2 separate regions of the Homo sapiens genome follow, and region 2 is linked to region 1. Evidence: chromatin contacts called from ENCODE Hi-C or POLR2A ChIA-PET data. All regions are on one chromosome and are shown on one strand. Each heading gives the region's core, a stretch centred on a gene start or an enhancer-like site at or near the end of the contact. The rest is flanking DNA. Distances are from core to core; before and after follow the strand shown. Region 1 overlaps LOC107986637 (a long non-coding RNA gene). Region 2 overlaps LOC105377956 (a long non-coding RNA gene).

What was found. Hi-C counts contacts between places; a loop is a spot of excess contacts on that map. ChIA-PET counts read pairs that join two places held with the same protein, here RNA polymerase II (POLR2A). Pooled maps may share reads with other maps.
Region 2: a loop to region 1 is called in a map of PC-3, with 11 times the contacts of the local background. The contact joins two enhancer-like sites. A Hi-C loop is called at or near these places in 4 of 168 maps with a recorded cell type or tissue (Calu3, PC-3, PC-9 and 1 more) and 3 of 50 pooled maps. POLR2A ChIA-PET finds 5 or more read pairs at or near these places in 2 of 52 experiments (A549 and PC-9).

Annotation. Positions count from the first base shown.
Region 1 is chr6:113,350,717-113,353,777 of GRCh38, reverse strand. All of the region lies in intron 3 of LOC107986637 (a long non-coding RNA gene), which reads left to right. Among named protein-coding and RNA genes, the nearest start is that of LINC02518, 81 kb to the left of the region's middle. Within about 2 kb of position 1,602, at least 7 of the 41 ENCODE cell types and tissues checked have a DNase peak (open chromatin) inside an H3K27ac peak, as active enhancers do; they include PC-3, PC-9 and endothelial cell of umbilical vein, where a contact is called at or near this core.
Region 2 is chr6:113,120,693-113,123,880 of GRCh38, reverse strand. It overlaps LOC105377956 (a long non-coding RNA gene), which reads left to right. Exons shown (of 4, transcript XR_942894.1): 4 at 1,626-1,759. Among named protein-coding and RNA genes, the nearest start is that of LINC02518, 310 kb to the left of the region's middle. Within about 2 kb of position 1,705, at least 4 of the 41 ENCODE cell types and tissues checked have a DNase peak (open chromatin) inside an H3K27ac peak, as active enhancers do; they include PC-3, PC-9 and endothelial cell of umbilical vein, where a contact is called at or near this core.

The DNA of each region.
Region 1 (3,061 bases), core at 353-2,852:
CCAGAGCCCACCCTCAGTTCCTTACTACATGGCCTCCATAGGCAGTTCATAGTATGGATGCCTGCTGTCTTCCAAGTCAGCCAGAGCATATACCTCTGACATGCACTCCTTCGATCAGCTGGAGAAAACTCTCTGGCTTTGAAATGCTCATGGGATTAGATCAGGCTCACCAGATAATAGCTGTAATTTAAGGACAGCTTATTTGGGATCCTAGTCACATCTCCAAAATTCTTTCATAGCAGCAACTAGATCAGCATTCGATTAAATTACTGGGAAAAATGTGTGTGTGTCAGGGGCTGGGAAGCTTGGAGGTCTCTTAGAATTCTGTCTACCCCCTGACCTCACTGCAAAATGGTGGGTGTTAGTGTAGAAAAAAAAAAAAGGTAATAGTTTTTCCTCATGCATCACAAGGTTTATGGCTGAGACCCCTATAACAAAAGACAGATTAACAAAAGAAAAGCATATATATTTATTTAATACAAATTTTATGTGACATGGTAGCCTTCAGAAATAAAGACCCAAAGAAACAGGGAAAACTATATTTTTATGGACAGTCACGCAGAGAGGTATGATTAGAGAACAAAAGAGTATGATCTAATGGTAATAAACTGGGGGGACTTAAGAAGGCCGCTTTGTCCCAATGCTTCTTAATATCTCTGTGACATTCCTTTTTCCAGGAATACAGAGGACTCCTCTGGAATGAGAGGTTTATGACCTATTTTCAGGGGAGGTTTTATGGCCTGCTTCGGGGGCAAAGGTACAAGTGGAATTCTTTCTATATCCTACTTCTGCTGTTTCCTCACATGCTAGGGTGCCATATTTTTGTGTAGCATGTCCTGAACTCTGTTGTTATTTCAGTTTGCCTATGGCAGGATTGATGAGGTAGGGCCTGTTCTAGAGTAAGTGGCTCTCCTGGGTAAGAACTGGAATTATTAGGAGGGGTATCTTTTGAGGACATTTGTGATGGGTTTGCTCAGTGACTGGTGAGACCCTAGTTGTGTGCTCCCAAGCTGGATTCTCTATGAGTAACACTGAAATTATTGAATCCCTTAAATTCCTAGAGGGTTACTGCATTAGTCAGAGTCCTGGCAAGAAGCAGACAAAATTTTCAAACTGGGTAACTGAAGAGAGTTTAATAAAGGGTTATTTTTTTATTTAGGTGTGGGCAGAGTGTAGGAAGCCAACAAGGGATCGTTATTTCTCCTAGGCTGAAAAGGGGAAGGGGAGAGTGGGACTGGGAATCTGGAGAGGGGAGTTGTGTGGAAAGGGCTCTGACAGGAGCTATAGCCTTTGGTAGAAAGATGCCACCAGTCCATGGAAACTAGGCAGGAAAGTAAAGGGAAACAAATAGCCTAGTCTCTTCCTTTAATCCTCTTATCTCTTGCCAAGAGGGCAAAAGAGCCTGTTTGTCCAGTCCTCAGAGGTCAGCTTCATGGGGCAAGAACAGGGTGGAGAAAGGTAGGGAGGAGATCTAGAAAGGCAAACAAAAAGATAGGTAGCATGATTACTAAAGACATATTTCTTGGCTGTGGTCAGGGTCACAGCTTCCGTTGTGACTCACAGATGAAGTCTCTTTATCTGTGCTTCATAGAGTGTTTTAGTTAGCTTGGTTATAACTCTATCCCACTATGCAATATCATTAACATATATGTCTGTCATTCCCGCTATTTTGTGAGCTTCCTGAGAGCAAGGGCCATGCCTTATTCATCTTTATACATGCAGTGTCTATGTGCTTGGCCCACAGTAGATGATTAATGAATGCTTGTGGGATTATGAAGATATGAAGTCAATGGTGAACAATTATTAAAGTCCTACAAGTAAATTGGGTAATAGGGGCATAAGCAAATGCACAACACTCTTACTGCTCTCTAAGATGTTCTATTACATATTGGCTGATGGAGTTAGAAGATACACTTACCATTGCTGCAACAAATCTCCTGATACTATGAAAATTTGATGTTCTATTTTCATTTTCTACTTAAAGGTCATTAATTTCAGGTTGTACTACACGTTTCATTTAATGAGCACTAGAATCTATCAACAGAGAAGGAGGAACAGCAAATGCAGGGCAAATGAGACAGCTCAGAGCCACTAGTCATCAAACTCAGTTGGCTGTCTGCAGAGTGCAATGACTTTGGGATAAGACGTGATGCTTTACCTTCCTGCCATTGTCACATGTGGTTCTTGTTGCCAAACAGGGAGTAGAGTGTGCTAAGTCTATGAAAAAACTGTTTTCTTCTGTTTTACTTTTTGACATTTTCAAAGCACTAGATAAGGATAAATGTGGTCAGCTTGATGTATGATTGTTTTGGTTCACGTAGAATCATATGCTGAAGAATCACAGGGACTGACAGGGGAAAAATGTAAATGTCATAGTTTTGCTAATTACTTTAGCATGTGTTTCTTCCACATGTCTGAAAGCAAATGTAATTGAGGGTTGTGGTTTCTGGGGCATGGCCAAAAGTACAATGTGACTAACAACTGAGGAAAATATCATGGTTTATCATGTGGTAGAGGATCTGTTATCGTTTTCTTCCCCTCCCCCACAAAGTAAAGATTTTTCCAATATTTAAGGATGTTACTGGAGTATGAAAGAAGAATTATACAAATTGAATCCTGGGATTGGTATTTTTATCGGGTAAGAAAAAAAACATATAAAATGCAGTTTTAAGTTCAGTGGCTGTTCCATTCCATCCTAGAGGTTTCTATTGCAAAAAGTGGATTTGCAAACAAGAAAACAGCTCTTTCAATTCTTTAAACATTTCAACGATGATAAGGGTCTTTCTCAAGCAAATAAATCTCAGGAAATTCAAATACTAGTATGAAACCATAATCTCCCTTCACCTTGTTGCTTCAAAGCCTAGTAACTCTATTGAGAACTCCTGAAAACCAGTGGGTGATCTGACCCCAAGGCTTCATATACTATTTCTTATTTTTATCACAGGAATTTCACAATTTAAAGGCAAGGTTAAAAAACAGTCTATTTTCTCTCTTAAGCAAGTGATCAGGTTGCTTTGTGAACAAAGCAAAAGGCTGAGCTCACATGGAACACTTTTGAAAT
Region 2 (3,188 bases), core at 456-2,955, 230 kb after region 1:
TAATTCACAAGTTAAAGTTTTGCTATTAGGAGAACGATTTAGTTAATTCTATCTAGTAAATATATATCAAAGTGTAAGCTACTGAAAATTAATATTATATACTTGCATGGTAAATTTCAATGTTCACTGAGCTTATTTAAAGTTTTTATAATGGAATACACACACACACACACACACACACACACACACACACACATGCTCCTGGATATTTAGAATAACTTCCCAAAAGGCAAATTCATTTCTCAATAAAGGTATCTCAACCCAAATATACTAAACTTAAGTATTAACAGCTTTCTTTGTTATAATACTAATCATCTATGAGTAGTATAGAAACAATATTACATGTATTGTTTTGTAAGATTCTGCACATTGTAAAAATATTGGGGGATATCTACATTCTGTCCTGCTTTTAAATTTGTGGGACTGATTTTATGCCACACAAGATTCAATTTCATAGTCTTAAATGCCTCAGAAGTGTTCTAGAGATTCATTGCCTGAACAAGACACATTGTCAATCCCCACCCAGGCAACAGGTCCATGCTTAGTTATTAAATAGTCCCAGACAAAACAGTAACCATGGTGCTTTCCAGCTAGCTGTAAAATACTTGATTTTCTTGCAAGGAGTCCATTCTGATGTTAAGAATTCTTACAGTCAAGCCATAGCCTTGTACGGTTAGTTATTATCCTTCATGTTGGAACTAAATCTCACTTTTTCTTTTGTACCCTCAGTAAAAACAAACTTTCTGACACTTCTTAAGCTCTCAATATATTAATTGAAATGTATGAGCAAACAGTTATTTATAGTGTTTTGTTTCTGCACCTCTTTTGGTCACTATTTAACTATAAAGATGAATAGCTCAAATTAAGTTTTCCCATTTTATTTTCATTGCATTGAGCTCTGTTGAAATATACTAAATATAATATATATAGCAGCATACTAAGGTTGAGTATTTCATATATAAAATAGAGATGCTCAATTTCTTTCCTGCTTCTAAACCTGTAAACTTCCCTGTCTGTACTATCCTGATCTCCCTCCATTCTTTCTCTCTCCACCTCATATCTAATCTTCCTGCCAATGCACAGTATTTCACCCTCTCAGCTCCTAAGAGAACTTACTCCATCAGTGATCCTTCTTTTTCTCCTGGGATTGCACTTTCTTTCTCATTTATCTAAAGATATTTTTTCAATATCAAGTGTCTCCTGCCTTAAAACAAAAAGATGAGGAGTGTTCCACATTTGCTGTCTTTCTTTACTTCATTGTTAGTCCAACCTCAACTCACTGAAATCTAGACCCTTCCCTCATTTCATTTAAGCTGCTCATACAATCTCATTACTGGCCTCTTTACGGTACCTTTTCCAGTTTTCATCTTATTTGACTTCTCAGTGGCATTGACAGCACAACAAATGACTACATTTTCCTTGCTGGAATTTTGCCCATTAGGTCTCAGAAAAACCATTCAGTCTAGGTTTTCCTCCTAATTTGCTAGGTATTGCTTCTCAGGTTTGGATAGTCATATTTTTCCAAGCATTCCTTAAATACTGTTCCTTCCCTACCCCCAGAGTTCAATCCTGGGTCTTTATTTGCCCTCATCCTGTTAACTCTTTCTGTGAATTTGTCCTTACAGTTGGCTTTCACTGACACTGAAAGGGATGATGACTAAAGCAATTGAAATTTCAAGCCCAGGATTCCTTCCTGAGCCATTGGGGCATGCTGGAGTCCCACAGTACCAGAAGTACCTCTTGGCTGACCCCTCCAGCTTCTAGGAGGTAATTATTAAAGTTCTGACTCCAACTGGCCTGGTCTAACTCTTCACGGTTTGCTATTTTCTTTTTCCTTCTCAATTTTGTGTGACTTAAAAATAAAACTTTTATTTAACTTAATAAATCTATCAATATTATAATTTTAAATTCTATTTTATAAATATCAGAAAATATAAAGATTTCATTGAATTACCATGAGCAAAGATTATAACAATATAATGTAACACTTATTTTATTGTTTTCAAATAATATTTTCATATTTAGTCATTAAATCCACACAACCAACACGTAACTTTATTATTATTGTTTACTGTAGGGAATTTAGGCTTCTAGAGGTTTGGAGTCTTGCCCATGATCACACACTAGTAAGTGACAGAACAAGAAGCTGAAATATTAGAAAAAATTACATATCCTCACATAAATATTTTATGGTCTTTAACTGTCACCAATCACAAAGTCGTGCTCCAGGGTTGAGAGTTGTTTTTCTCAAAGATGCTACAAAGAAGGAAACATTTAGTTTCTTATTCCTTGCTGACTTTTATTTTTTTGATAGAAGAAATAATTTAGTCCTAAAGCATTAGAAAAAATGAAAAATTAAAGAGGGAAATGAAAGACCATGAATCACCTACAAAGTGAGTTTTATATTCTACATAGTCAAGAGTTAATAGCATATGTATGCTTTCTTTTGCATGAGAGTGAACAAATTACAAGCTGGACAAGATGTATCAAAATTCAAAAATAAATCTTAATTTTTTATAAAGGATTTAAAAGCTACTTCTGCAAGATTCAGACAAATTGCTTGTCCTCAGTGCATTTTGCTCAGTTCTCTCATATGGTGATGGCCTTTTGACATTGGCTTTAAGGGCCTTTGCTGATCTTACCACTCGTTCCATATGTTTAAACAAAGCATGTGGTTTTGCCAGCATCCTGCCACAGACAGGGAAACATAATCTCTGAATGAGGCAGGAGCCCAGAGCCCAGAAGATCTTCAGTTATGCTGGGACGAGACTCCCGTCTAGCAATGAGGGGCAGTAACATTCCTCCCTGGCGCCTGCTGAAACAAATTTCAAGAATGGTAACAGTCTTGTTTTAAGGTTTTAAAACTATCAGTCTGGGATCAGCAGCCTTTTCTAAGAAGCTGTGGATGCCAAATTCCAGCTGTCACAACTTGCTTCTGTGAGAACCTCTGCTCAGTTGGTCAGAGACTTGGAAGACGAACCTCGTTAAGACTGTGAGCCACAGCTCTTTTCAGACAGACCAAACCCAAACCACAAATCGCCCTCTTGAAAACCCCAGCCTTTCCTTCTTGGTTTGGAATACAGGGTTAACACAAGGTTATCTGTAGGTTAGATGTGAGCACCCAAACAAAATATTTAGCCAACTATATGACTAGTTTGTGGTTTCAGGTTTTTATTTCAAAATATTTG